Linked DNA regions of Homo sapiens: regions 2 and 3 are each linked to region 1. Evidence: read pairs that join two places in POLR2A ChIA-PET (ENCODE). Cell type or tissue: MCF 10A. All regions are shown on one strand. Each heading gives the region's core, and the rest is flanking DNA. Links, peaks and the distances in the headings are about the cores only. Region 1 holds the start of LAMB3 (laminin subunit beta 3). Region 2 holds the start of C1orf74 (chromosome 1 open reading frame 74). Region 3 has its middle 9.8 kb from the start of IRF6.

Region 1 (7,796 bases), core at 2,797-7,796:
AGGAGAAGAGGAATGGCCCAAGCCTGCTCATTGCCCAGTGAGTGACTTATGAGCCATCTGGATGGGAGTGTTAGTTGCTTTGTGTTAGCAGCTGCAAAGACTGCTGATCATAGCCCCCAATACCTGTGTGTGAAGCACACATGGGGTCAGACACCCTTTGTAGAGCATGGCCCTAGCCAGGCACTTTGCTGACAATTATGCATGTTTCTTTTAATCTTCACAGTATCCATGAGGTAGATTTGTCATTATTCCCATTGCAGGAATGGGACTATCGGAGATTAAACGAGCTGTCCAAAGTCACACAGATAGTGAGTGCAGAACCAGGACTTGAGCCTTCATCTCTCAAGTCTAGGCTTTTAACAACTGTCCTGCACCACCCCACCCTGAGGGCACAGCATCTTATAGCTGGAGGGGGCTTCAGTGTTTCCCAACCCTGGCTGCACATTAGAATCATCTAGGGAGCTTGAAAAACATATGTCTCTGCCCGTCTGCCAGTGAATAATTCTCTGGGTGAGGCCTGGTCTTGGTATGTGATATATTATGTTCTCCAAGTAATTCTGAGGGGCAGCCTGAGTAAGAACCATTAGAATCTAATACCTTTAATTATAAATAATGAAACAGAGGTTCAGAGAGGATTTTGCCCAAGTTTACAATTCTATTGAGTAGCAGAGCAGAGCTACGGTCAAGTCCATACACATACCCCGGTGTAGCCACAGGCGCTGTGGGCAGGTGCTGATTAAAAGCCCTTAGGTGGTGTTGATTCCAGACAAGAAGCCAGACGCACCCATTCTCTCTTCCCCATCAAACCACAAGGTGCTTATTTCTCCATACTCAGCCATCAAATGCCAATTTAAACTAATGCCAATTTAAACTACGTGTTAGGACACTTAGTTTGTCTGTCTAGTAGCCCTTTCAGGGATCATATTTAGAATTTGAAAGTCCTGTGGGGCAGCCCTGTGAGAGCTTCAAGAGCAGATTTCAGGACACAAAAGCCCCAGCTCGCTCTCAGCCATTGCTTTCCCTTCTTCTTCCCCAGAAGCTCCCGACCTGTCAGACCCACCATGCCACGTGGCTATGTGCCCCTTCAGACAGCTGTATGTCTCTCTCCTCTCATGGAGGCTGGACCATGGCCACATGGCCAACTACACATGGCAAATGTTATCCAAAGGTCATAAAGGTCGGACTTAGATCCCAATAACCTAATCCCCAGAGGTCAATGACCAAATAGAATCACAGAATAGAGACAGAGGTGACTGGGGTTAGAGGAGGGGGTGTGGCGATGGGCCAGCCTGTCTGCCAGAGGAATGTCAGGAAATATGGGAGGGGATGGAGGTGGTAAGAATGAAAAGATTCTTCTGTCTTCTCTGGGAGCCAGCCAGCCATGGGCCAGCATATGGCTCCACCAGGCTGTAGGCTGTACTGGGCTGTACCCCTCAGGAGGGCTGGGCCATTTGGAGGGCACACTGGGAGACAGAGCAGAAGGAGCTGTAGCCTGTGAGGTGGCCCAGGCTCTTGACCTCAGGGCAGGGGATCTCCTTCCTTTGGCAAAGGGGAAGTTGTGTCATCCTCTCGTCACGTCCTCTGCTTCACCTTGTCAGCTCACCAGAATGTTGCGGTCACCTTCTGTCCACGCCTCCTGGCGTGCTCCTGTCCTTAGTCAGAGCCACCCCTGTTGGTATGAAGGAGGAAACCCTGCTGGTATGTGCTGGAGCCTCTGAGATGGAAGAACTGGAGGCCAGCACCTTCTCCATCTGTGCCCATAGAAGAGAGGTTGTCAATAAGGAAAACAAATAAGGAGGTAGCACCTGGTGGGGTTTGTTCTAGATGTCTCTACAGCATCAGTGTCACTCCTGGAGCCCCTAGACAGTATCAGTGCTCCTAGGTTTGGAACAAGGGCACAAAGAGGAGGTTTTTTGTTGTTGTTGTTGTTTTAAGACAGGGTCTCACTCTGTTGCCCAGGCAGGAGTGCAGTGGCCCAATCTCGGCTCACTGCAACCTCCATCTCCTGGGTTCAAGCGATTCTCCTGCCTCAGCCTCCCGAGTAGCTGGGATTATAGGCACCCACAACCATGCCCAGCTAATTTTTGTATTTTTAGTAGAGACGGGGTTACACCACGTTGGCCAGGCTGGTTTCGAACTCCTGACCTCAAGTTATCCAACCACCTTGGCCTCCCAAAGTACTGGGATTACAGGCGTGAGCTACGGCGCCTGGCCAACAAAGAGGAGTTTTTAGACATTGGGAGACATGAGGTCCAGAGTCTGGTGAACTCTGGCCAAGGATTAGCCAGGGTGCACTCTGGGAGTTCAGGTGATATGGCCCATCTTTGGCCCTGTGTAATGGTTAAGAATATGCGTGCTGGAGCAAAATGGCATGGGCTCAAATCCCCAGTTACTAGCCAAGGCCAAGTTATCGAAAATGTGCCTCATTTTCCTTGTCTGCAAGATAAAGATAATTGTCTATCCCCACAGAGTTGTGGTGGGTATTAAGTGAGTGGATACATGCAAAGGGCTCAGAACAGTGCCTGGGCACAGCAAGCACTCAGCAGATATCAGCTGTAGTGATTTTAGGCCGATTGCCTGATTGCTCCCAGTCCTCGGGCTCAAGCTGCATGCACAGTTGTCCACTGGGTAAACATTCAGGTTGGATAGGTGAGGGTGGGGAGAGGAGAAGGGCTATGGAAGAGTCACTCATGACAGGCGACTTCTGTCCTGCTTAGCCTCCCCTCTCCTGAGGCTGGGCTCCTATCTGTGCCTCCGTAACACACCAGGCCCACTTTCTCTCCCTGGTTCCTGGGGAGGCACAGAGAAGAGTGTGACCAGTTGTCTGGACAGCTGAGCAGTTGTGTTGTAGTGCAGGGCAACGCAAGCTTTAGTCACATGGCAAATCCCCAGGGCCGTTCCTGGAGTCCACCCTGTCCCACAGACGAGGACTCAGCCATGATTCACTGTATTCAGGTGTGGCCTGAGCTTGAGTCACCTGGTGCCCCTTCCTCCAACACCTGAGAGTCACAGCCTGGACCAGGTTCTCCTATGCCCCCTGAACCTCTTCTCTCTCCTTTTCTTCCTCCTTTTCTCCTTCCTTTGTTCCCTATCCCTTGATCTCTGATTGATCAGATCTTGGCTGATCTCCCTAGCGACTTGGACGGTTTGAGCCTGACAGATGGATAATAGACACAGTAGCTTATAATGCCACCCCCACACCCTGTCAGAGACATTGCCAGGAATGACTGAGAAGCAGGCAAAGAAGGAGACTGCCTCTGTCAATATGGTGACATTTCTGTAATTGGAGATAGGTGCCTCAAAAAAGACCTCCGCACTCTGGCTGATACAGGAATTTCCACTATTAGTAATCCATCCCAGTGCCCAAAGCCTGGATTGTCCCCTCTGAGAATGCAACTACACATCAACGGCACAGGGGATGCATTGAACTGTATCAATTGTTTGTACTTTAGTGTGGATCCATTCATTCCACAAGTATTGAGCACCTACTATGTGCCAGGCACTTGGAAAACAGTAGTGAATAAGATAGAAATCTCTGCCTTCTTGGATATTACATTCTAGTTGGGAAGAGACAGAAAATAAACATAAGCAGATAAATTATATAGTTGGTTAGAAGCTGGTACATGATGCCCCCCTACCAAATAAGTAAATAAATAACTCACCAAAATATAGGGTAGGTGGGGTTAGGAGTGTTAGGATGGGGGACAGGGATGGGGCAGGGAAGTTGGCTGTAATTTTAATAGTGTGTTTAGGATAGGCCTCATTGAGAAGTTAGGATCTGAACAAAGACTTTGAAAGAGGTCAGAGAGTTAGCTTTGTAGATATCCAGGGGCAAGACCGTTCCAGGCAGCAGAAGCAGCTGGAGCCAAAGCCCTAAGCCTGAGCTAAGACAGGGATAGAGGCCATTGTAGTAGAGGTGAAGAGTAATGGGAGGAAGGTGGTGTAGGGTCCCCTAGACTCTGAAAAAGCTCTGGCCTTGGCCCTGAGTGGGATAGGGGCATGTGAAGATTCTGAGCTCGGGGTGCATAACCTGCTGTGTTGGGACTTGACTGTATATCAGTGAGGAGGCTGTTGCAGACGTCCCAGGAAAAGAGGCTCAGGCCAGGAGGGAAGAAGTAGATTCTGATTATTATTGGAAGGCAGAGCTGACCGAATTTGCTGATGGAGTGATGAGGTTTGAAAGATACTGAAGTCTGGGATGACTTCACTAGCCACTTTCCTGAGCACACATTCTAATAAGTCAAGGCTCTAGGGCAGATAAGTGCTCTGTTGTAGGAGGATGGGCGCAGGGAGAGAGGAAAGGTGTGCACACAGGGGAGGCTGAGGGGCTCCAGCCACAGTACCACACCCCTTTAATCTTAGCTGGACCCTGATCTGGCCTCAGGCTCTATTTTAGGCTACTTGACTGAACAAATTGGGTTCTGAAGCTCCAGAGCTTGTGCCTGGAGCCCTGGAGTTCTTGGGGGACTGGATCCCCACTTGGAAATGATCAGTGTCCCTCAGGAGTGAGGCTGGCTGGGCTGCTCTTGGGGGTCTGCATAAACAGCTTCCTGGACTTTGCCGGGAGTGTAGGGGAGAGCCAAGCACAGCAATTGGCATGTCCCTCCTGCGAAGCCAAACCACTCCAGGACCTGCCCAAGCCTGTGAAGTCTGAGACACCGAATGTGTATTTACCTGGGCTCATGGCCTCAGATAAAGGGAGGAGGAGGAGGATTTAAGGGGCCCCAGCTACTCATGGTGAGGCCCACCGCACACCTGCCCTGCCTTTTCTCCTCTGAGGATCTGGGATTGCAACACCTGCTCTCTTCTGCTGAGTTAATTATTAATGAGTTCTTTGTCACATCCTCTGGTGATGGGCAGAGGGCGAAAGTTTCATGAGCGCTCTGAGTTCAGGGAGTTGGGGAAGTGGAGAGAAAGAGACCACCAGGTGGGAGAACTGAAAACACAGGTGTGTCAGAGTCAGAGCTGACCTTTCTCGGTGGGGGACTTGAGGGAGGTCTCTCTGTGTTGAAGGGACACTGCTTCTACTGACCTTACTTGCTGAGTTGAGCTAGATTTCACTGGAATGCTTACAGGGGGCAAGACTCTAACATTTATTGGACTATCAATTATGCATCAACTTACATCAACAACTCACTGCCCACTTGCTAATTACACTATTTCTTCTGCCTACCTGAACTTATGCTTAATTCGAATCTGAGGGTTAGAAATGCCCAATTTAATCCACAAAATTCTACATTTCCCCCTTAAGGGTCTTCAAGCCAATTTCTTGGACATAACCCTCCAATGGTGGAGAACTTTCTGTTTAGGAGACACTAACAAAGTGGAATCGTAGTTAAGAAGCTCCTTTAAATAGTAGCTTTGAGGTCCTAGCATTCCAAAACGGTGCCAGTGCAGGCTCTCCAGGGCCAAGATATGGACTGGCTGACCCTCCAGGTTTCCCTAAAAGCTCTCTGACCCTAACCTGGGGGAAAGAGTGTCCTGTGAGACCAGCCTCTCAATTTGGACCTGCCACTTCCATTTACAGTGGCTGGAAGCCCAGGATCCCTGAGCAAGGAGCCCACAAAAGAAGCTGTGTTCTCAGGCCTGGCAGGAGGCCAGGGAAAGTCTGTTTTGACTTTGTCAGTCAAGCTATGCTTCAGCCTTTCCTTCCACCACTTGTGGTCAGGTCTGTTTTCTGGCCCTCCAGGCGGGCATTCCTGCCTAGGGAGGGAGGGGCTAGGAGACTAACCCTCCCCACAGGTGGGAGGAGTGACTCACAGGCAGCTACCTGTCCCAGGGCTCCCTGCCAACCCTGTGGAGGGAGCTGGAGGCGAGCCATTTAGTTACTCTGCTCATTTCTCTTAAGCTTTCCTTGGATGAGTTGAGCTTTGAATCCTTCCTGATGAACCTTGCCTTTTAAGGATCCTCCAAATGCCCCAAGAAGCTGGGATTTTTCATTTTTTTTTTCACTGGGGAGGGGAATGGTGCTTTCCAGGGTCCTGGATGTTTGAGTCTTCTCACCTTCCAGCCCGGTGATATGTCTGGAGCTTTAACTCTCTATATAAGCCCTAATCTTTGTGTTCTCTGCCTGATCTTCTGTCTGGGGTGGTCCAGGTCACAAGAAGAAGCTGACCCCTGCTGGCTTTGGGAAAATGCTGAGTTCATTGCCTGGCACAAATGCAAGGGCCCTTCCCCACCCTGTGAATTCTGGTCTCTGATGATCACTTACATGTGCCTTGTGCTTTCTGTTTGAGGGGCCCCTTGCAGCCCCCACAGGCAGGTGGGCATTGTGGAGCTCACTACAAGAACTCTGGGACGGACCGACCAACCCACTTGCCCAGTCCCGTCCTGGGAGGTGGGGGTGCAGTGACGACAGATGGGTGTGACGGCTGCCAGATTCCTGAGACCCGCCCTGCGGTGGGGCTACACCCAGCCAGGGAGTCTCCAGAGGTGAGGCTGTTGTTTAAAAACCTGGAGCCGGGAGGGGAGACCCCCACATTCAAGAGGAGCTTTCAGGCGATCTGGAGAAAGAACGGCAGAACACACAGCAAGGTATGTTACCTGTCTTTACCTGCCTGGTGCGGGCCGGATGCGGGAGGAGGACTGTATCTCTGGATGCCTGGGGCCTGGTTTCAGGGCCTGATTTATTCCTCTTCCTGGGAGCTCACTCAGGTGAGCTAGGTTAAAATGTCTGCTACAGTTTTGATTTCTTTTTCACATTTGATAAGCACCTCAGTGGCTTAGAAGAAAGCAGGTTCAGATCCGGGGTTGAGCACAAAAGAGAAGTGAGAAGGGTGGGCTGGCCTGGCTCAGAATGCCTACTTGCAGGGGGATTTTCAGTCAGGGGTGGGAAAGCTGAGAAAGCACTGGATGAAAGTCAGAAGATGGGTCTCTCTTAGGCCATCGTTAGCTGTGGGACCCCAGGCCACATGTTCCCTCCCTGGGCCCATGACTCTTTTAGGAGAGGGATTGGAAGGAATGATTTTGAAGCATTAGGATCTATAATTTAAAGATGCCAGAAATGTCCTCAATTTCCCCCCCCGCCCCTGCCTTGCCAAGCCCCCAGCCCTCCACCCCAGCCAAAAGAGTTTGTGGCTGTCATTGGAACAGAGTGAACATCCAATTCAAGGCAGAAGGGTCACTGCATGAGCAAGGGTGGGGCATGTTTCCACAAGGCAGGCCTGCCTCTGGGACCCCACGGTGGCTTTCGAGCATCCTTCCCCAGCCTCCTTCAGAATCCCTGCTTTGTGGCCTCCCAGCCCCACCCCTCTTGTCGAGCCCCAGCCCATCATTGAAGACATTTTGGGTTGCTTCCCTTTCAGAAGAAACCCTCACTCACTTGTTAAAGACAGCCATACATCTCTCCCTGTTGCATCCCAGAATTGTGGGCACAGAGCCTCAAACTCAAAGTGGCCCTGAATGGTATTGGAGGCCATGCCCGTGACAGGAGAAGGTTTGCCTCCAGGCCGTCAGCCACTCTGACTCATTCACTTTGGGCGGGGCTGGGTTGAGGCTGCTGGTCTAGGCCCTGAGAAAAGCCAGCCCTCTCTCTTGGGGCTGGAACTAGGTCTTGGCCCTTTCTACAGCTTTTCTCCTGCAAAGGGTCCAGCCTTTTCCTGCTCCCCACGTTGTCCTTACGGCTGTGTGGGGTAGGGCAGGGTCCACACTCCTTCCCATCCATTTTAGAGGAGGAAGCTGGAGTCTGGGAAGGGATGGGATTTTCCCAGGGCACCCTGTGAGTCACATGCCACTTGAGACAAGGGTCTAGAGCTCCAGCATTTTCCAAGCTACAAATGTATCTGCTGCTCCAAGTG
Region 2 (11,148 bases), core at 3,118-8,117, 130 kb before region 1:
AACCATTGGAAAGGAAACTCATCTTGGTTCAGGTGAGAAGATAAGGCTGTGTCAACAACTCTTCATCTTTTTGCCAATGCTTAAGCCCCCAGGTCTGGGTTGAGCCCTCATCAAGCATCCATCAGCCCATGTAGGTTTCAGTCTCATCAGATGGGGTAACAGACTCAGGTTTGTGCAGTAGGACTCATGCTGGAAAAGGCAGGGTCCTTAAAATGGGTGATTGATTTAGTGGAGATCTTATCTTTCATTCTCTTACTAACCTTAGAGTCTTGCTGAAACCTCACAGGATATGACCCTTTCCAGGTTTTCTTCACACACAAATACACACACACACACACACACACACAATGTAAATTGCACTTTTTTTTTTTTTTGGAGACATGGTCTTGCTGTGTCGCCCAGGCTGCAGTGCAGTGGCACCATCTCAGCCCACTGTGGCCTCAACCTCCCAGGTTCAAGTGATCCTCCCACCTCAGCCTCCCAAGTAGCTGTGACAACAGGCACAGGCTACCATGCCTGGCCTAATTTTATTTTTAGCAGAGATGAGGTCTCACTATGTTGCTCATGCTGGTCTGGAACTCGTGGGCTTAAGTGATCCTCCTGTCTCAGCCTCCCAAAATGCTGGGATTATGGGTGTAAGCCACGATACCTGGCCCTTTCCAGCCTTTCTTAGAAAAACCTTTTGAGTTACTTTTAGGAATATAAATTTATTCTAGGAAGTGGCAGCAAGGCCACTTGGGCTTTGCCCCTGGAGTTGTGTAGCAAGGCAAGCAATAGATGATATTTTGTAAAAAGTCTTGCAAAGTAAGCAGTCATTTATTTAGGCCTGTGATGTAATGTTACATCTAGGTTCTTTACCTTCATTTGAACCAACTTCCACAGTGAGCCTTGGCAGAAGGATGGTCCAGAGAGATGAAGGCATATCCTATATTTAGACATCAGAATGGGGTCTTCCTCAGGGCCTCTTTGGTCTGTCCTTCAATCTTGGGTCCATTGTGCTATTTAAAAATACCTTTTCCTCAGAGGATACACCTGTGTTCTGTGTCCTGAACAGGTCATTCCAGTAGTGGCTCGGATGATCTACGAGATGTTTTCTGGTGATTTCACACGATCCTTTGATAGTGGCAGTGTCCGCCTGCAGATCTCAACCCCAGACATCAAGGATAACATCGTTGCTCAGCTGAAGCAGCTGTACCGCATCCTTCAAACCCAGGAGAGCTGGCAGCCCATGCAGCCCACCCCCAGCATGCAACTGCCCCCTGCCCTGCCTCCCCAGTAATTGTGAATGCCATCTTCTTCCTTCTCTTTTTTATAATATTGTACATATGGATTTTTTTATTGTTTAGATTTAACCAGCTTTTAAATCTCTCTTTTCTCTAACAGTGTTAGAAGTTTGTGATTCTCCAAATATGCCTAGATTTAAAGCTGATTTAATTTATGGAAAAATCACCCTTCAGACTTTGCTTTTCTTTTTCAAATCTCCTAATGGTAGTATGATATAGCATAGTAGAAGGAGATTTGGCCTGGGAGTTTGGACACCAAAGTTCTAGCTGCAGCTTTGCTTCCAATGTGACCTTGAACAAGTCCTTTAACCTCTGGGCTTCAGATTTATTGCTTATAAAGTGAAGAGATTGGAGTAGTGCCTGAAATTGCATCCAGCTTTAGAACGGACTCAATGACCTTCTTCTACTTGTACAAGGCTAAACTGCCTGGAACAGAATCCTTCTGCATTGTTCTTGTACCACATTTTTCCTTGGTTTTGTTAAAGTTTCCTCAAGCACTGATTTGTCCAGGATCGAGCTCTGTTTGACCTGTTCTGCTAGTATAGTAAGCTGGCTCCCTGATGGGGGAAGTGAGAGGGAGAGGAGCTGGCTGGCTGGTTGCTTAGAAACTATGCTTGATATCTAAATAGAAATGGGTGCCAAAGTCTGAAAGTCACCCAGCCTGTGGAGTGAAAGCTCACAAATTTGGCTTCTAAAGGGAAGCTGTTGACACAGAAAGCCTAGGGATTCTGTGGAAGAATAGGTTGTCAGGCATTTACCTTATTACCACTCAAATACCAGTGTGTGTGTGTTGGGGGGGCGGCAGGGAGAGGGGGTAGGTGACAGTATGTGACTCAGGTGTTAGCTTTAAGAGGAAAGAGCTCTATTTTTCTTGTTTTCTTCTCTGAGCTAGACTGAGCTGGGGATCTAAGATGTACTTCTCTGACTACAAAAGGGACAGTATCATTTAGATTTTTTGCAGTTGGAAGAAATGGGTTGTTGAGTGTGTTAAGGCTGGGATGAAGAAGGGCTGGGCAGTACTCTTCTGGAAAGGCTCACCTAGCACGAACCTGCTTGTCTCCCTTACTAGTGGAGGTATCTGAGTGTGAACAGTGAAGGTAAAGAGTGGTATAGAACAATGCAGCTGTATCTGTCACAAACTGGTCTTATCTAGAAACATCTGCTGAGTCTCTAACCCTTTCAGCTTTCTCTTCTTTTTTGAGACAGAGTCTTGCTTTGTTGCCCAGGCTGGAGTGCAGTGGCAAGTCACCACTTACTGCAGCTTTAAGCTCCTGGGCTCAAGCAATCGTCCTGCCCCAGCCTCCTGAGTAGTTGGGACAACAGTCGTGCACTATGATGCTTGGCTAATTTTTTTTTTATTTTTGTAGAGATGAGGTCTTGCTATGTTGCCCAGGCTGGTCTTGAACTCCTGGGCTCAAGCAATCTGGGACCTAAATGGCAAATAAGATGCTAATCTGTGGTTGCAAGCCCCAGTCCTCTTGAATAGTGATGCCTATCTGTCTGTGTCGGGACATAGTAAGGAAGCCCATGTCTAGTCTGGTACCTTTAAACCAGGCCATCTCCAACTTTTCAAAATGACTCAAAAGTTGAGCTAGCCTTATTTTAAAAACTAAAAGTTCAAAATCAGTGGTGACATGAGGACTTATTTATTTAAAGTGCTTAAGCCTTGGTTTTAGAGTTTCTAAGAGACCTAGTGGAATTTGCTATTATGAAAAGCATGAAAAGATTAAGAAACCTGGCTAAAGGTCAGGTGCCCAGCTTCGAGGAAAAGTTGGGCTTTTAGGGACCGGGAAGCATTAAAGGCACAGAAACTTTACATTTTGGGGGTCATTTTGTTGAGTAGGTGAAGTGAGGGATTTGGGCTTGATATTTGGCTGCCCCATCTCTACGTGGGAACTCAAAGTTAAAAACCCACTGTAGGTAAATTAGAAGGGCAGCTCTTGAATCTGGGCCAGTCTATATCCCTTCTGTGAAGTGCTAACAGCCAGGCTATCTGTAGCCTGGGTGGGAGCCCAGATAATGTGAGCTGGTAAAGGGTATTGGAAAAGTGCCAAGAAATGCCAAGCTTTTGGTTCGTAACCACTATAAAAAGTTTATGAACATGTCAGAGGAATGGATGAGTGATTTGTGAGGTCTTAACTAGATACCCCGGTTTCTTCCTTGTTTTGGCTTCTTTTCAGAATGCCGGGAGAGTACATGCAGGGATTCCATCTAATCACCCTCAGCACTCTTTCTCTGGTCCTGCTGGATAGATTTAGATTTCCTTTCTTTTTTTAGGGCCTCAGTCTGCTATCTCCTTTGGTGGCTACCACCACTCACTCCCTTGATATCTTCTACTCCCTTGCCTTCACCTTGCTTAAGACTGAGAAGGGAGTTAGATTTTGTCACTAGCTCTTCTTTTTCCTCACTGTGTACCCCACCAAACAAGATTAGTTCAAGTTAAAAAGAACCTACTGGAGGTAAACTGGGAGAGCAAGTGTTGGATCTGGGCTGGTCCCTTTCCCATAAAATTAGGTCCCTGGTTGTATGTTCCCATAGCACCCCATACTTCCTCTCTCAGAATAATCATTTCCCTTGTAATGCTCAGCATCCGCATCCTGCTTGACTGCAAACTTGCTGAAGGTAGGGACTGTTTGTCTTGGACTTCGCTGCCAGTCCTTAGAACAGTGTCTGGGACACAGTGTGTTCTCAAATATTTGTTGCTGGAATAAATGAATGAACTAAATCAGTCTTTTAGGGATTTACTGTTAACCACCATGGGAAAATTAAATAAATGCGGGGAAGGAAAACGTTCTAAAATTAGAAGACTACTTTCTACTCTCAGCTTCTGATTCCCTCTGAGCTAAGAACCAGACAGCCTTAGGCTGGTAACTCCTATAAGCTGGTCCTCCTCCCATGCTGACCCCATCTTTACTGTACAATTCACTTTTCATGGACTGAAGGCACCACCAAGATAGATCCAGGAGTGACAACTCCAGTGTAGGTGTCCACTGTTCCCTTAATCTCTGTCCTGCTCCAAGTATAAATAAATTGGGGCCATTTCCTTAGATATTGGGGTTTTCTCAAGAAATCCTTTCCCTTCGTGGCATGGGTCAAATCGCTGGTAGTTAAAAAGGTGTTAACTCTTACGTGAAATAACACTTTTTCTTTGTAATGACCTGACTGGAAAGCCTCTGTGTCATCACTTCTCATTTCTTATTTGAAATCAGCAAACTGGATTCAGTAGACATGAACTTAAGCCCCATGAAAGTGGGGGTTTTGTCTGTTTTGCTCACTGCAGTACCTCCAGGGCCTAGCAGCATGACTGGCACATATTTGTTCAAAGTGAATACTCACACCTTCACACCCTCCCTAGAGAGCTGTTGTAGGCCTCTCAAATGTAGGATTTAGGGAAGTCAAGTTAAAAAAAATTAAAACGTTTCAGCACCACCCACAGGTGAGGCTATTCTGCAAAATATGTTGTCTTGAGGTATGTTTCGTCTGGACAAAACGTATTTCCACAGACACAAATCAAAGGTGTTTATTAACTGCTGTGTGCCCTGTTTCTGGATTCCCAGTCAAGTGGGACACCAGACGTCATAACACAGGGAGGACGTTCGGCGAAGCAAAATGAGGGCAGCAGCGGGAAACCAGTTTCACCAGGTTCCGCCTTTTCTCGTTTACTTCCGCCCTTCCCAGTTCCTAAGCCGACAGATGGGGCCGCGTTCAGTCTGGCCGGAAAGGGCGGGCCGCACGGTGGCCCAAACTTCCGGCGCGCAGTAAGGCTGCCTAGCTAGTGATTCTAACGCGAGGCGCGCGAGCGGCTGGATGACGTCACGGAATGGGGGGAAAGAGGGCGGCACTCGAGTGGGTGCGCATGCGCAAGAAGGTGCCTGCGGGACTGGAGCAGAGCGGGCTGCGAGGGTCTTCCCAGCGCAGGCGGGTTTTCCAGTGTTACTTGCGGCTGGGCGTGGGGGACTAGCTGCCTTTCTGGCAGCAGGCAGGAAGCCGCAAAAAGTTTCTGAGCCCCCGAACCTGTAGCGGACGTGGAAAAAGAACGTATGTGAGACAGACTTATGCCTCATTTAGCAAATCACTATAACATGCTCTGGTGTGGGGTGTGTGGATCGGAGAAATCTCATCTTCCGAGGGTCCTTGATGTCGGACAGAAAGGGAAGGCGGGGCCAGCAGAAGTTAAAATACTACCCTTCTGCAGTTCTAGTGGATTTCATTCATTCATTTTTATGTGTCAGGGTGAGATGGTTGTTAGTCCACATTCTGGTGTATATTAATCAAATTACTATTCTTATAACTATTCTCTGGCGGGAAGAGTAGGGGAGTTGTCAGTGGAAAGGATACATTTGGAACTTGGAGCTCTGTCCCAGAAGGGCTTTTGGGCGAAATGCTGTGAATTTTGCCAAACACTGCCCCGCCTCCGCCTCTGCCCCAAATTCCCTACGGTTTGAACCAGAGAACGTAATTTGCAACAGGTGAAATTTAGAATAAAAGCCAGAGGGAATATAAATCTAGCTATAAGGCTAGAAAAACACACGAATTTATGATTGAGGGAGACCAAGTCAACCAGAAAAATCAAGCAGCATCGGTGAAACTATCTTGTCTGGGCTGGGTCGCCATTTCAAAGCAGGGAGGGACAGAATAACCTTTGGAAGATACCGCGATTTAACAGGAAGGCTGTTAATAATTCCCTGCTCCTGCTTTGTTTCTAGGCCCCTCCTCAAGTGTCTGGCTGAAAGATGCCACCCAGGGAAGGGAACTCGGGCTAGCTAAGGAGGCCATTCTTGATGTTGCTTCTAGATCTCATGTCATCACCGAGCCCTCAGCTGCTGGTGGCAGCTGCTCAGCAGACCCTTGGCATGGGAAAGAGACGGAGTCCACCCCAAGCCATCTGCCTTCACTTAGCTGGAGAGGTGCTGGCTGTGGCCCGGGGACTGAAGCCAGCTGTGCTCTATGATTGCAACTGTGCAGGGGCATCAGAGCTCCAGAGCTATCTGGAGGAGCTGAAGGGGCTTGGCTTCCTGACTTTTGGACTTCACATCCTTGAGATTGGAGAAAACAGCCTGATTGTCAGTCCTGAGCATGTATGTCAGCACTTGGAGCAGGTGCTGCTTGGTACCATAGCCTTTGTGGATGTTTCCAGCTGCCAGCGTCACCCTTCTGTCTGCTCCCTGGACCAGCTTCAGGACTTGAAGGCCCTCGTGGCTGAGATCATCACACATTTGCAGGGGCTGCAGAGGGACTTATCTCTAGCAGTCTCCTACAGCAGGCTCCATTCCTCAGACTGGAATCTGTGTACTGTATTTGGGATCCTCCTGGGCTATCCTGTTCCCTATACCTTTCACCTGAACCAGGGAGATGACAACTGCTTAGCTCTGACTCCACTACGAGTATTCACTGCCCGGATCTCATGGTTGCTAGGTCAACCCCCAATCCTGCTCTATTCTTTTAGTGTCCCAGAGAGTTTGTTCCCAGGCCTGAGGGACATTCTAAACACCTGGGAGAAGGACCTCAGAACCCGATTTAGGACTCAGAATGACTTTGCTGATCTCAGCATCTCCTCTGAGATAGTCACACTGCCGGCTGTGGCCCTCTGACTTTAACTCTCCTCCCATATAGAAGGTACTCAGTAAATGATCATCTCTAGGTTGGGGATGGCAAATAATCATCTCAACTGCCAATTCCAAGTGTCTTGAATACACTAAGGCACAATGCTGTAGATCAGTTGGCCACAAATGCAAAGGGCATGTAAATAGGTAATGGTGGTGCTAGTAGCAAATTGGTAGATAGTACATACTTGCCATTTCTATACTAGGAAGTCCTCTTAGTGGAGATGTTTTCATTTTCACTGGATAAAAGATAGAAGGAAGGAGATGATAGAGGAAAAGCAGGGTGATGGAAGACAAGCCAAACACTCTTGCATGGTAACCTTGTAAATATACCTGCTCTATGTGGGTGCTGCATGCTAGGAAAGTAGGGCTGGGGGCTTTTCTGCATGTTTATATGCCTCCAACTGAATTTGAGGAGAGTAGACCACCAGTATGCTTAAATATGTGATACTTGTTAATGTAATACACCATTCAGGAATAAACTGAGAGTTCTGAGGAACAATCTGGTCAGGTGAAGTTTATTTACAGTAGGTTAAGAAATTAATAAAAAGTCAGAAATCCTAAGTCAGTTGGAAAACCCAAGCTGTAATGTACCCAAACCTTCTGAGTTTTTCGCTGAGTTGCTTGCTTCTGATTTTCACCCAAGGCAGTTGTCACAAATTATTCAGATCATCAGGTTGTCTTTATTGGCCAGGAACACTGCCAGTGCTGCAGCAATCACCACCATCAGCACTGGGAGCCATCGCCCACATTGCCTCTGTAGGGGGACAGGGAGACAGAAGAAAGTGGCCATGAGTGGATTGGAAAAGATATAGGCAAAAATCTTTCTTCTTCCTACTCTAGCCCAGTGGAAAACGCTGGGTTGGTGGTGGAGAAAAAGCTTTTTACTCTGTCTCCCATTTTGTCACCTGTCTTGGGATAAAACCACTTAACCAATGTTCTCTGGCCCAGGGAGCCGTATCCATCAGGGACCAGATATATAAATACTGATATGAATAATGAAGGGTGGAAAATAACCCAGCAAAATTATATTCTTTCTTTGTATTCCCCAGTACTTTTGTGTCCTTCTGTTCTTGCCACCATGCTTATCATCGGCTAAAAGAACACCCTTTCATACTTTAGCTAAGAGTAAGTCTTTCCTTCTGGCATTGAGAGTTCTGTGAAAGTTGGGCTTTGATGGACGAGCCAGTGTTTTTTTCAATGGTTGCCATAATGTCAGTATAGTATAAACCAAGCACAGTGGGACAGGATGGCCAGTTGTTGGCGTGGGCTGATATATTTTATGTGCAAAACTTGGTTAAAGAAGGAATCGTCCCATCATCCAGGGCTTTATGGGAAGGAGAGACCCTCTTACTCTGGGAGGCAGCTGCTGGCTCTGGTTCAGCTCTTCTCGACAGTGCTGCAGCTTACGCAGGCAGGAGAGATACTCGTCACTGAGGTTGTCTAATTCTGAATGCAGTTCTCTGCACTGGGGAGAACATCACCAAAGTCATCACTGTCACTTCTGTCTAGGACAGAGCCCAGGCAGGGGAGACTGCCCTTTGTAAGTTTCACTCATTTGGAATTTTTACCACCATCTTCCCTTCCCAGCCATTCTCAGGGATTTGAGTTTGTCTTTTGACTGTCTTACATTGTCTGGAATGTGTTCATTTAAATGATTGACAGTAATGCATATTATAGTATTACATTTTATACATTTAAGTTCTTTTATATGACTTTACGTGCAAGTGCTTTGCAAATGAGAGACACCGAAAAATGAAGTTCTTATAGAACAAACGACCTAGAAGTGACCTTAGTACAAGTTTCTTTCCCAGGAGCTAGTTGCATATCAATACTTCTGGGGATGTGTATGTTTGTGAGTATGTACAAAGGAAGAGTTTTACTCTTTAAGAGACATATAAAGACTTAAGATACTCAATGTGGGACGACATATTGAGAAGTTAATATTTTTATTAAATGTGTTTGAGTTTTGGTCGACTTTCTAAAAGGTAATCATTTAATAAAACCTTGAATAGGAGTTGGTATAAATAAGGAAGGGAAAAGATTGACAAGTCAGCCCAAAAGCACAGACACTTTATGTAGGCAAATGAATGTCTGTGGTTATCCACTCACAACTTAAACTTTGAAATCCCTGCTTTTTGACTGCCTCCCAGGTTTCTCTGCTATTTCGCAAATGAGCCCTCACTATCTCAGGTCACCCTCTCACCTCCTTTTCCTTGGCCTGGAGCTGCAAAGTCTTCTTTTGCAGCTGGTCTCTGAGATCCCAGTCTTTCTCCTTCCCTGTACCCTCAGGCTCCACTTCGTTAGGGAAGGACTTTGGACTCCACACGGGCAAAGCCTGATCTAAAAAAGCAGCCAGATTCTTGGTGACAGTGAGGCCCACACCTCTGAGGAAGGGCCCTGAGGGTGAAACCACTAGGAGTGGGGAGAGGGGAGGGAACTTGGGAGGGCGTGCTCTTGGCTAGACTGATGGCATTCTCTGACATAAAGGTTAACTTCCAGTAGGCCCCTGCTAAGCTTGGACAGACAGCTGGAATCTGAGCTCCTTGAGGGCAAGATTGGGATCTTTTCTTTGTATCCCCAGTCTTATCTAGTGCTAGATAGTTTTAGTGAATACTTCTTAATTGAATTTCATTGGTTGTATGTCACATTCTTCCTAGTTTGTCAAATAAGTTTGGTAAATGCTTTAATACAATCCCTTTTCCCTGATGTCCTCATTTGAAAGTTGTGAAGATGGCAGTCATATCCTAAAATTTATCTTCATATGGTTAAAGATGGTTTTTTAGCCACCCTGCAGTCTTAGTCTTGGTGAAAAGAGCATGGACTAGGAGTCAGAAGTTTTGGATTGTTGTTATAGCTGTGTTGTTAGTTTGTGTCACCATAGACTTTCATGTTCTTATCCATACTCTGTGAGCATAAAAATTTCTGCCTTATCTATTATATTATGCCCAATGATTGTGAAGAGAAAACAAAAGGTCGTGTGTAGTGGACAGGTGAGGAGCTATTGCCCCTCTGTATACACAGTGAATTCTCAGGAAACATGGACAGTAGACTCTCTAGGGCTAACAGTGAGTTGACTCTGGACTGCTATGTGGTTTGGGGCTGGGGAGTTGGATGTGATTTGGAAAATCAAGTGTGTAAAAATTGACATGAAATCCTGAGTTCAAAATAAATTTATTGAAATGTTCAACACAGACATGTGCTTTCAGAGAGAATAGAAACCCTTTTTCACAGTTTATATACCTCAAGATAGAAGGCTAACTAGTTGAAGTGTCCTCAGAGCCAATGATCAGTCCTTAAAAAGCTCCCACACATCCCGGACTTAACAGACTCCCAGAACTGGCTGGGACTCCAGGAGGTCATGTAGTCCATCCCGCTGCCTCTAGGCAGGTAAGAGAAGAGCAATATCTTAGAATTTGTGGTAATAAATTTGCTGACCTTTCTTTGTTAAGAGTTTCTCCTGTTCTTGAAGCTGTAAGGATTGATTTTGAAGCAAACCTGTTGGAAAACACAAGGAACTTGTCTATGCTAGCATATTTACTACAAAAAGTTTTCTTTTCAGAACTTTGCTTAGAACCTTGGTTATTAAATATGTTCCCATCTGCTGTGTGTTGAATTTTGTCCCCCAGAATATATATGTTGAAGTCCTAACCCTCAGTACCTTAAATAATGACCTTATTTGGAGATAGATTCTTTAAAAGATAATCAAGTTAAAATGGGGTCATTCAGGTGGGCCCCAATCTAATATCACTGGTGTCCTTATAAGAAGGGGAAATATGGACACAGATATGTTCATGGGAAAGACAATGTGAAGAGACACAGAGAGAAGACGGCCATCTACAAAGCCAAGGAAAGAGCCCTGGGATAGATCTTTCCCTAAACGCCCTCAGAAGGAAACAACCCTGCTGACATCTTGGATTTCTAGTCTCCAGAACTGTGAGACAATACATTTCTGTTCTTCAAGGCACCCAGTCTGTGGTACTTTGCTATGAATATAGCATCCTTATATCTCCCCCTACCATGTCTCTATCTTCAAGTCTTTGCTTGAAGATTTTCCCTTTTCCCTGTGGTTGCTTTGCTCTCTTAATAATCATTGCTGCTTTCATGAAGCTTCTCTATCAGGTGTCAGAGGTTAAAGTGGTGGGCAACCAGCAGCTGTATTAATTGAGTCAGGTTCTCCAGCTTTTCAGAAACTGCTTTTCTTCTGAGAAGTCCCTTTTCCTCTTTGGGCCCAATATGTAGTTTTGAAGTGGATTGAGGCA
Region 3 (11,148 bases), core at 2,939-7,938, 160 kb before region 1:
AGAAGCCTGAAAACTGAGCCCTGGGGTAGCTGCGAATTTAAGACACAGGACAGATGAAGAAGAACCAGCAAGGTGACTAAGGCAGAGCAGCCACTGGGGGAAGAGGAAAGCTGGTGTTGTCTCCCATTTATGGACTGATCCTTCTTAGGAAAGGCAGGTTTACAAAAGAGTTAAGACTGAGGATGCTGGACTCACATCGATCTGGATTCAAATCCTAGTGACGCATTAGTGCTAAATGACTTTTACACCTCATACAGGGGACTGGGTGCAGTACAGAACCTGGGGAGTGTTTGTTTGCTGAGTAATCGTTGATTCTGTACCACTGCACTCCGGGGATATATTAAGTGCCAAGGGAATTTATGTGAAAGAATGAAACAAAGTCTCTGGCCTCAGGGAGCTCACAGTCCAGAGAAAGGGAGCAGTCATAGAAGCCAGTGATTCTCCACAACATCACAGTGTGATAAATTCTCTCATGAAAGTGTGAGCCATCACTGAGGGAACAGAGAGGAGGGAGTCATTAGTCCAGCCTAAGGTGGCCTGACTTACATATGACGCATTTTTTTTCTTTTTTGCCTGTTATGTGCCATTTTGCCCAAGAAAATCACGACTCTTCTGAGCACCGTTGATTAATTTATGTGATGGCTTACAAGAATTTGTTTATTTTTGGAGGGGGAGAAATAAGGGTAAAAAATCCCAAGGGTACAGATTGTGGTCCTGCTTTTTAAAAAAATTCAGTTAGGAATTACAATCTTGAATGAAACTGAGTCTATAATTGCCTATTAGCCCAAATCAATGTTCTCTGCCTTTTGGCTGTTACCAAATCACTCCCTGGTGTAACTTTGACATCCCAGCCTTAACCCCTGAGACTATTACATCTGGTGTGGTAGGCTTCAGCGATTTTAATGTTTTATTTGGGCAGTTATTTACCTTCCATTTTGGGGGCAGCTTTTCTTCTTTAGACAGTGAAGCCCCTAAAACACCAGCTTTTCTCATATTTACTTTAACAACCATACCCACTTCTCATGAACAAGATTTTCTATCATTTTCTTGTACTTTTTTGTTTCTTCTTACTTTCTTAGTTAAGCATTCATTCTGGCTAGAACTAAAATTTTTAGAAATAAAATTTATAACTAAAAATGTTCTTTCAGCTGGGTGCAGTGGCTCACGCCTGTAATCCCAGCACTTTGGGAGGCTGAGGCAGGCAGATCACTTAAGGTCAGGAGTTCAAGACCAACCTGGCCAACATGGCAAAACCCTGTCTCTACTAAAAATACAAAAATTAGCCAGATGTGGTGGTGTGTGCCTGTAATCCCAATCCCAGCTACTCAGGAGGCTGAGGCAGGAGAATCACTTGAACCCAGGAGGCAGAAGTTGCAGTGAGCCACGGTCACACCACTGCACTCCAGCCTGGGCAACAGAGTGAGACTCCACCTCAAAAAAAAAAAAATAAAGAGTCCTTTCATGAGTTTATTATAAATTCTTGCACTGGAAATTCCACAAAGGCAGATTGCAAAACTGGTTGTAATTCAGTGTTGAATGCAGTGGAATAGTATTGCCCTTATTCTGCTAACTAATAGCTCCTCTAGCTCTATCTGAAGACACAATTAGGGATTTGGGAGCCAGATAAATGTTGGATAATTTTGTTCTCCAGCCCTAAAGTAACTGTAACTGTAATTCCTTTGATGGCTAAGGTAGATGACGGTGAATGTATTTGGGACAGGACAGGTTCTAGTGCTAAGAGAGATGAGGGCAGCCTGGGCCAGGTCTGGACATTGTCTGCTGGAATACAAAGAGAAATTTTTTTCTCAACCACACAGGAATATACCCTCAAACCCATGTTGGCTCTTCAAGAAACAAAAACACTTTAAAAATCATTAAAGGAAAGGAAATCCTGAGAATTCTGTATTCCTGATTTAAAAAGTGAAGACTCTAGACTTTTTTTCCCAAGAAAAGATAGTTAAGGTTTATTTCCTAAGTAGGATATGCTATTTTAAGAATAATCATTCTTAAAAGTTGTCTCTGTGTTTCAGTCTTTAATGAAAAGGACTGAGTTTCTTTTAATGTGGGATTCTCAGTGAGGCTGAGCTTCTATAGGGTTAGATTAGTAGGAAGTCCATTCTTTCCCCTGGTTTGGCCAAGTCTCTCAAAAATGCTAACCCAGTCCAAAGGGTCAGTCCTGATTACCCTCATCTTGAGTAGTTGCTGTTGAAATCTGGCTGTGTTCCAGGAGGCAAAAGCAGACATTCTCCCCCATTCTCCCCTTTCTTCTTTCCCGGGTCCCTGTAACTTGTGATACTCTGCTTCATGTCTGCCATGCAGGACTAGCTGTCAATGGCACAGCTCTTTAGGGTCCAAACTCTTCAGTTCACAAGTGCTAGCCATTTCCCTAGCAGTCCCATAGGGTCAGGTGAATGGGTTGGAAGGAGGTGTCAGTGTCAGCTGCATGCTGTTTCCAGAACCAACTCCCCGTCTGATGGGTTCTAGGCCCTCTGTCACCCGTCCAGAGTCTCCTCTCTCATGGTGAAGCTATTTCAGAGGGCTTTTCACCACTGTCTGTCATTGAGCCTCTGTCAGAGAATCCCTTAATGACATGTTCTGGTAACCCTGAATCTCAAAGAGGCCAGGTCAGTTATGCTCAATTCGGGCTATGATTATTGTTATTGAGCACTATTTGCTGTCTAAGCCTCAGTTCCTATTAAGTTAAACTGAATGAAAGAGAAAATGGGTGGGGAAGAGCTAGCTCTGCTGCTCCCAGATGAAGGTGTGCGTGTGTGTGGATGCATGGATGTGTGTGTGTGTGTATGTTGCGGGGAGAGGAGCAAACTTTAAAGACCAAGCCCTCAGAGTGCTTTCCTCTGCACTCTAGGGCTCTTCCCTCTCATGATTTTCCAAGAGAATCTAAAGCACAACCAACATAAAGGTATTAAAAAATAGATTCTGAGTGACAGATAAATTTTATAGCCTCTTGCTAACTTGCCATGATCATAGTCTAGATTTTTTTTTTTTTGAGAGAGAGAGTCTCACTGTGTTGCCTAGGCTGGAGTGTGGTGGCATGATCTTGGCTCACTGCAATCTCTGCCTCCTGAGTTCAAGCAATTCTCCTGCCTCAGCCTCCCAAGTAGCTGGGATTACAGGCACCCGACACCGTGCCTGGCTAATTTTGTATTTTTAGTAGAGACAGGGTTTCACCATGTTGGTCAGGCTGGTCTCGAACTCCTGACCTCAAGTGATCCACCTGCCTCGGCCTCCCAAAGTGCTGGGATTACAGGCATAAGCCACCATGCCTGGCCCATTTTGACAATCACAACAGGCCAAATTCTAATCACATTGTAGGTATGCCAGGAAACCCCAGAGCTGTCTGGTAAGAGCCCTGGAAACCCAGAAAGAGACAGAGATGCTTCTTTGGCCTATCAGGAATAGATTAATTTGGCCCAACCCAATTAGTAACACAACATCTTCTCTATGCTGGGCCACTGGGGAATGAAATGCTGCAGCTCTTTCTGTGGAAGAGTTTATCATCTCCTTGGGGAATGCAGAAGGATGCACTCCTAGAAATAATTAAGACAACAGACTCTGTGCAGGGCTTCTGGACATGAACTTTCCTACCCTGGTTACCATTGCATGACCAAGCTGCTTTAGCAGAGTAATGCTTACATGTTCTTTGCCTGGTCACTCTGCACAGCCACAGCCTGACTCTTGGAATCAAGGAAGCATTTGCTTCTAGTGGTCAGGGCATGTGGGATGAGAGGTAAGACCACAGCAGCGGACATCCTTTCTGACTGGGTGCAGAGCTAAGGTTGAAATGGTAAAGCTTTGGGATTTACCATTCACGAGGTGTTTTCAACCCAGGAAAGCAGACACAAACAGGAGAGATGGGGTCCTGTGTCTGGAGATCTGGGTGCCCTGTTTTGATGAAGAATCATCTGAAAGGTGAAACAAACAAAAAATATGAAACAACCTCTATATCTAAGTCAGAATGGGGTGGGAACAGGGACTGGGGCTAGGCTTGGGTTAGAAGTGGTGTCCATCTCCTGGGAGAGTGTGGTGGGGATTTCATACAAGAAGGGAAGTCCCCCAGTTTCCTATGGGACTATGAGACAAATTGCTTTTAATTATGTTAATTACAACAACAGAGCACTCCACTTCTCAGGAGAGCTTTTCATCTTCAAAGGGGCTCCAGGATGGAGCATTAACAGTTGTCATGAAAGTCTCTGGAGTTTGAGAACTGAAGTCAAAGGAGCCCTAGCTATGTGGGTTGGGGCCCGTGTATGCCCTGAAAAGCCAATGTCTAAGGGATTCTCTGGCTTCAAGGTTAGGAGCAGGTCAAGGCAGGGGTATATGTCTGGGAATTAGCCCTACCTCACTGAAATCAGAGAGGCAAAGGAATGGGCGTGCCAGCCTCAGTCCAGTTCCCTCAAGCCCCGACTCCCTTTATTGGGATTGCCAGTAAAATCAAGGATCCCCAGTTAAATGTGAATTTCAGATAAACAACAAATAATTGTTTAGTGTATTCATGTATTCATTGTTTATCTGAAATTCACATTTAACTGGGCATCTTGTATTTTTATTTGCTAAATCTGGCCACCCTATCCTATATGCTTCTCTCCCCCAATACACACACACACACACACACACACACACACACACACACACACACACACGTGTCTCTCTCTCTCACACACACACACACACACACGTGTCTCTCTCTCTCACACACACACACACACACACGTGTCTCTCTCTCTCACACACACACACACACACACACACACAATGAGAGGCCCAGCTTCCAACCTGACAGACTCCTACCTGAGAGGTCAGCAAGCCTAGGCGTGTTCCCCTGGGGCAGGGGAACAGAACTCTCTAGACCTGCCCAGGCCCAGCCTCTTTCCCTCCTGCATGTGGGAATGTGAGAAAACTCCTGTCTCAGTTCTCTAGGGGGAGGATCTTCAGGGCTGGGCAGCTGGACATATAGTGCATCCTTCCCAACACCTTTATTTACCTTGGAATTTGAGGATGAAGCAGCCTGAGGAATGGACTCTCTAAATCTTCCTGATCCTTCCCTCCCATCCTTCCTCCTCTGTTTGCTTAGCTTACCTCCACTCCATGGCTCTTGTGGCTTAAGGGGGAAACCTTTGGCCACCCACCCCCATTGCCCCATACTGCTGGCATGGAAATTCCTCTGTGACAAAAAACAGAGAGAAAAGGTCACTGGGCTGAGATGAGCTTCCTGCCTAGGCAGTGGAATCCAGGCTGCCAGGACGGGTCTGGGCCTGAACTAGAAATGCTGCCGGTTTCCCGGGCTGGGTGGGGAAGAGAGGACAAGCTGGCACTTGCCACAGCACAGAATAGTAACTGGGAGGTTGCGATGCCTGCTCTGAGCCTGAGCGAAACTCTCAGGGCCTCCAGACATTGACGCAGGTAGAGAGGTTCCCAGGCCCCAAAGCTCCAGATTCAGCCCCTGGGCTCAATCAGGGTCAAGGATAGAGCATGCTGCCTTCTTCCCACCCCCAGGACAGGCAGATGGTCACACATGTTCACATTCTGGGGTATTACTTCAGGCCTTTGGGTAAGATTAACATTCCAAAGCTCCAATCCTCAGGTTCCCCTTCATGACCTAATAGAAAGGGCATGGAGTCAGACAGATCGGGCAGAATCAACTTCCTACTCACCATTTACCAGCTTTGAGACCTTGGATAAAACTCTTAAAAACTAAATTTTTAAAAAATCCCCTGATGAACCAAGCTGAGTAGCTGGCAAAGCTGTGCAGGGGATTTCCAAACAGAGAGGGGCAGAATACGCAGCCACAACTTTTCCTTCAAAGCGCAAGATTCTGGAACAATTCCAGAAAAGCTAACATAGGTAAATTACTCTTAGATTTGTATTGGGGAACAAGAACAATAACAACATTCCCCCTGTGAATAGCCATAGTTGGTAAAACATGCTAGTGTTTCCTTCCCTCCTTCTCCTTTCTTAATAAATCAGAAGTGCATGAATTAAGTATCATACACTTAGCTCATGGGCACCATTTAAATCATTACCTGGCAGTTATGAAGAATGTGGAACACTGAAGTTCTTTATTAAATGTTTATTGAGTAACTGGCTAACTAGAGGAAGAGAGAAAGGAAGGGAGGAAGAAAGGAAGTATCTATTTTATTTCAACTGAGTAGGACTTAGTAGAAATTATGACTCTTATTTTACTTTTAAAAACATTTATTTATTTATTTACTTTGGCCATTTCCACTCAAAGGACTGACTCTTATTTTAGAAGCCTCCAGTGCTGGTACTGTATTTCCTCAAATACCCCTTTGCTAGGTCTACTGTTTCCCTACCACCTTCCATTTCTATTCTGCAGCAGCTGTGCCCAGCTCTTCTCATAGTGTTTTGTAAATAGTGAACTAGAGCAGACAAGAGCTTTGAAGCTTCCTGGCTACCCCAGGGAATTAAGCTGGCAAGGCACCTGGCCAGCGTAGTCTTGATGGGTCCTTCTTTGGATTCGAAAGGCCCAGGAGAAACTGCTACTGCTAGCAGCAGCTCAATAGTATGCAGATGTCATTGTGCTGGGGAGGGACAGGTGGTGTGTAGGCAGCCTTGTCTCTGATTCTTGGGCCTGAACAAAATAAGAGGGGTAAAACAGTCTCAGAAGGATCAAAAGTTTCCCAGGGGATTGAAAACCGGGTGGAGTCATGCACAGGACATTGGTAACATGTGGGAGCAGCCCTGGGATAGGGGGCGATAGAAGGGTCTGATGAAGCACTCTTCCTACTCTTATTCTATGTCTCTTGCAAATCCACTTGCCTATTTCGAAGTTCAGGGATTTGGACTTGAACTTGAGCTTGACCACTTCTCATGTGATCCTGGGGATTATCCTTTATGGGCCTTAGTTTCCTCAAGAATAAAATAGAAATGCTATCACTAACCCACACACATGCATTTAGCAAAGATACGTTGAACACCTAGTGTGTGAGAGGCCCTGAGAACACAGTAGCACAGACAAAGCCTCTGTCCTCTTGGAGCTAATTCATACTCCAGGAAAGAAGCCCCCAAATGGCAGCTCCTGTGGGGTGTTTTATATGGCTCATGTAATTAAAAGTTAAAAAATGCAAATGTATAAAAAATTAGTAGATTTTACATAAAAAATCTAGATTTCCCAGTGGCAACATTGGACCTGTATTTCTGTCCGGCAGCCGTCAGCCAGAGCTTAGTGGCTGCTTCTTTTAGAAAGAAAGCACGCTTTCCAGGTAGCCACAGTCCTCACCATTTCTAGACACTCTTACCTTGCCCAACCTAAACAATATTTTTGTTTTTTTACCCAAAACTTTTCAATGCCCCTCACTGTAAAGAGGAGAAAGTCCAACTCTTTGATGTCACATTCAAGGCCTTCCTTCCAGTTCTGTTTCCTGCCTAATCGATCCCTGCAAATGCTACACTTCAGCAAACTGCAGTTTCCTGACTATCCCATGAGGTACTGCTGAACTATTATAATATTATCCTCTTTGCCTGAAATGCTTTTTTTGGTTCTCCTTTTCTATCTAGAAAATGGTTACTGAACTTTAAGGATCATCTTAAACATTCCCCTCTCCTTTTGTGAAGACTTCTGCTGAGAAAATACTCAGAGGGTCATGTGAAGATCCTCAAAGATGGAAATGGTCCACTTGAGACCAAAAGGCCATCAATGGCTCTACATCCTATGTTTGATTGGGCACGGGGCCCTCCAGCTGGTCACAATTTGTAAAAAGCCTCAGCTTTCTCAATAAATGGGAACAAAATATGAACATTAAAAAAGATGTCTGTAAATGAACTTAGATAACCATGAAAAGTGTTTGAATGGTCATTAATGCTTATTAAGCAGTAGCTATTGTTCCAGCTGTTGTTATTAATATTCCAAATGGAGGCAACTTCATTAAAGATGGTAGATCAGCAGATGCAAAGCATATTCAAGGAAGACAAATTTATTATGGTTGAAGGGTAGCAAAATGGTAGAAGATATGGTTGGAAAAGTAGGCTAGGGCCAGAGAGGGGCCTTCTAACTGGTCTCTCTCTGCCTGACCTTTTTCTACCTTCTAGCTTAAGCACAGCAGCCAGATTAATTGTGCAAAACAAGTTACCTACGTCACTCCTCTGCTCAAAAGCCTCCAGTGACTCCCGCTTACTCTCAGAGTAAAAGTTGTTACCTCTCAGACCTCATATGCCCCACCTCCAACTCTCCCCTTGCCCCAGCCACACTGGCCTCCCTGCTGGTCCTTTAGTGGGGCAAGTATATTCCTGCCCTGGGGCTTTTTACTTGCCGGGCCCTCTTTCTGGAATAATCTTCCCTCTGATACCCACTTGACTCCATCACATTCTTAGCGCTCTACTCAAATGTCATCTTCTCCCTGGTTAGTCCACGTAAAATTTGGATCCACTCCACCCCCTCCTAATCTTTTTCAGTTGCCCCCTTGTCCTTCTTAGAACTTGCCATGGACTTACATACTTTACTTGTTTATTGCCTGTCTCCCCAGCTAGAATATAAGCACCACGAGGGCAGAAATTTTTGTCTGTCTTGCTCACTGCTGTGTCCCCAGCACCTAGAACAGAAATTTGGCACATAGTAGATAAACAATAAGCATTTGTTGGATGAGGGAATAAGCTTTCTTGATTCAGTAAGCATTAGGAAATCACAGAATGTTTTTGAGCAGGACAGTGATGGGACTGGAGCTCACAGAGGGCTGTAGAATAGATTGGAGTGGGGCTGAAAGCTGGGAGTTGGGAGGTAGTCACTATAGCAGAAGGGCACATATGTGAAAGTTTAAACAGAAGGCTTTCATAGGAACAGGAGACAATATGTTTCAAAAGGGTGGGGATTCTTCTGGTGTATAGTGCTCAATAAAGATTTACTGAAGGGTGAATGAAGGAATGATGTTTGTGTCTCATGTCAGGTAGACCCAGGGCCCTGGTCTTGGTCTGTCTTAGAAAAACCAAAATCCTATTTGCTCCTGACTTTGGGGCTCTCCTGGTCAGGGGTTACATGAGATTGTTATTGAAAATCTCTTATTTATATATACATCTCCCCTTTCTTCTTTGACTGGGCTAACCCTCTGTAGCATCTAGCCACTTCTTAGGCCCAAGCTTAGCTTGGACAAAGCTGAGATTCAAGCTGTAGAAATTGAGGTGGGGTTTAGGCTGTCAGTGTCTGGGGCAGGGACCAGATAGAATCACCTTTTTGAATGTTATGCAACTGGAATTTTAGGCAATGTGGAGAAATTAGTGTGGCAGGTAGTCCTTAGGCCTTCCCTGGCCAGTCCAGAGCCACTCAAGAGAGTGGAACTCCCCATGGAAACCATCTTTACCTTTTTCCACAGAAGGCCAGGGTAATTGGATAGGAGGCCAGTATAGGTTGAGGCTGAGCATTGGACTACATGAAGAGAACATTCTGACAGTGGAGGGGTGAAGGGTGGGGCTGCTACTTGGTCAAAGAACTTCTGGTTTCTACCCTGTCTTCCCTGTCCCTTAGCCATATCTCCTCAAGGGAATTCTTCACTAGGCTCTGAGAGTCACACTTGGGCCTTGCTCTTAATCCAATCAGCAGAGAAGAGATACTTTGTGTCCTCGCTGTCCCAAGAACAAATACACAGTAACACTGCAGGTTTTAATTAAGTGAATACCAGGTGCCCTGAACTGTGCCACATCCTTGCCTAGAGTTGGGGAGGGGGATGCAGCAATAGAGAAGAATGATATTTTCTAAGATGTGGTATTGTTTTATTTATTTCATTGAATCCTATTGTCAATCCCATGAAATAGGCAGCATTCTCATTTAGGAGGTGAGTAAACTGAGGCTCAGACTGCCTGGACAGTTAGGAAATGAGAGACGGGAAACTGGAGACAAATTTTGACTCATTCCAAATCACAGTTAGTTTTTCTGATGCAGCTCTGCTGTCATGGAGTGCCAGAGAATAGTCTGACACCCAGGTCTCCTGACTCCCCAAGTGCTCTTTCTTCTTTCTTGAAAACAAGTAATGATAATATTTTCGTTAAATAGTATATAAATCTGCTTTAAGATTTAACCAAATAGGACTGAAAGCTTTATAACCAAATCATCAGCCCCCACACACATCCTATTTTTGTTGAAATAATATTTTGTCTCCTATTATTTTTGTTGAGCTCTCTCATCCATTCTTATCTCGACTCTCATGCTTTTTGTCATCTCTTAACCTTATAGATTAATATGTTTTAAAAAAATTCCTTCACTGTCATTGATCACCTGAGGTGATCTGGGGTGGTGGGGGGTGGGAGAAGAGAAAAGCACATTTGGTTAATCACTCATATTGAACAGGAATCCAGCTTCTTGCCACACTGCTCCCCGAAGATTCTGTACTCCTGGAGTCTTCATTTTCTGAAATCGACACATTGTCCAGTGCTCTGTAGCTCAAACTGAGCCTAACACTCTGCTAGTTCCTGTCTGGCCTGCACCTTGCTGCCCTTAGGGCTTGACTGAAGCCTGGAGAGAATTATCTACACAAAGGAAACAAAGAGCAGATAACAGCAGTGATGGTCGCTCCATCTGCACAGCACTCCACCTGTTTCAGAGAGCGTCCATATCCACTATCTCATTTCAAAGCAGCATAGAGTCACAGGATAGGTTGTTTGGTGCTGACCATGAAGCCAAAATCCGGCCACTGTTTTGTCTCAATGGGGAAGCAGCTTTGAATCAGAACTCTGAACTCTCACATTCATGGTGGTTGTAGTTTCTTCAGCTCTTTTGTCTGCAGAGCCAATGAGAAAGCTCTCCATGCTGGGGAAGATGGGAAGTGGACCCTCAAGCTTTGGAATGAATGGGCAGAAGAATGAAGGGAGGGCCCCAAGGGGGAGCTTACTTCCAAATAATTTCCTGGGCTTTGCTTTTCCTCCTTCGCCTCCCATAGAGATCCAAGTTTGGAATAAAAAAAACTGCTTCTTTGAGAACACTTTCCAGTGCTCAGCTTGCTTCAAGGATAAAAAGGGTCTTCTAACTATGGAAAGACTCAGAAGATGTTCTGAACACTTTGGTGGAGAATTCTTCTAGAGTCCAAAGCCAAAGTCTGTGCCATTGCTTGGATTGGAAAGTGAGATTCTTTTATGCTTCCTGCCATCTTGGTGATTCTAGAATTTGGAGGCCATTATAGAGTGCAA

What was found. ChIA-PET counts read pairs that join two places held together with the same protein. Peaks named below come from ENCODE experiments on the same cell type or tissue, not always from the same donor. Only the 100,000 strongest peaks of a DNase experiment are listed, where the experiment ranks them.
Region 2: POLR2A ChIA-PET joins it to region 1 with 15 read pairs; 3 of 35 experiments call an interaction of 5 or more read pairs at or near these places.
Region 3: POLR2A ChIA-PET joins it to region 1 with 26 read pairs; 4 of 35 experiments call an interaction of 5 or more read pairs at or near these places.

The regions. Positions count from the first base shown.
Region 1 is chr1:209,651,107-209,658,902 of GRCh38, reverse strand. It overlaps LAMB3 (laminin subunit beta 3), which reads left to right and starts at 6,478. Exons shown (of 23, transcript NM_000228.3): 1 at 6,478-6,534. RefSeq lists enhancers at 1,478-1,547, 1,008-2,207, 5,777-6,976. In MCF 10A, for the core only: no CTCF peak of the experiment used is centred there; DNase peaks (open chromatin) are centred at 2,912, 5,752, 6,372, 7,462 and 1 weaker place.
Region 2 is chr1:209,778,551-209,789,698 of GRCh38, reverse strand. It overlaps TRAF3IP3 (TRAF3 interacting protein 3), which reads right to left. Exons shown (of 17, transcript NM_025228.4): 14 at 10,325-10,384; 15 at 9,093-9,229; 16 at 8,241-8,354; 17 at 7,389-7,643. The coding sequence ends at 7,551. C1orf74 (chromosome 1 open reading frame 74) reads left to right here and starts at 5,140. Exons shown (of 2, transcript NM_152485.4): 1 at 5,140-5,321; 2 at 5,990-10,491. The coding sequence starts at 6,065. The coding sequence ends at 6,874. It overlaps IRF6 (interferon regulatory factor 6), which reads left to right. Exons shown (of 9, transcript NM_006147.4): 8 at 1-32; 9 at 1,055-4,082. The coding sequence ends at 1,279. RefSeq lists enhancers at 4,202-4,817, 5,002-5,261, 4,818-5,435. In MCF 10A, for the core only: no CTCF peak of the experiment used is centred there; a DNase peak (open chromatin) is centred at 5,038.
Region 3 is chr1:209,810,321-209,821,468 of GRCh38, reverse strand. No RefSeq gene overlaps it. Among named protein-coding and RNA genes, the nearest start is that of IRF6, 9.8 kb to the right of the region's middle. RefSeq lists enhancers at 4,990-5,764, 5,741-5,910. In MCF 10A, for the core only: no CTCF peak of the experiment used is centred there; DNase peaks (open chromatin) are centred at 4,368, 4,868 and 5,398.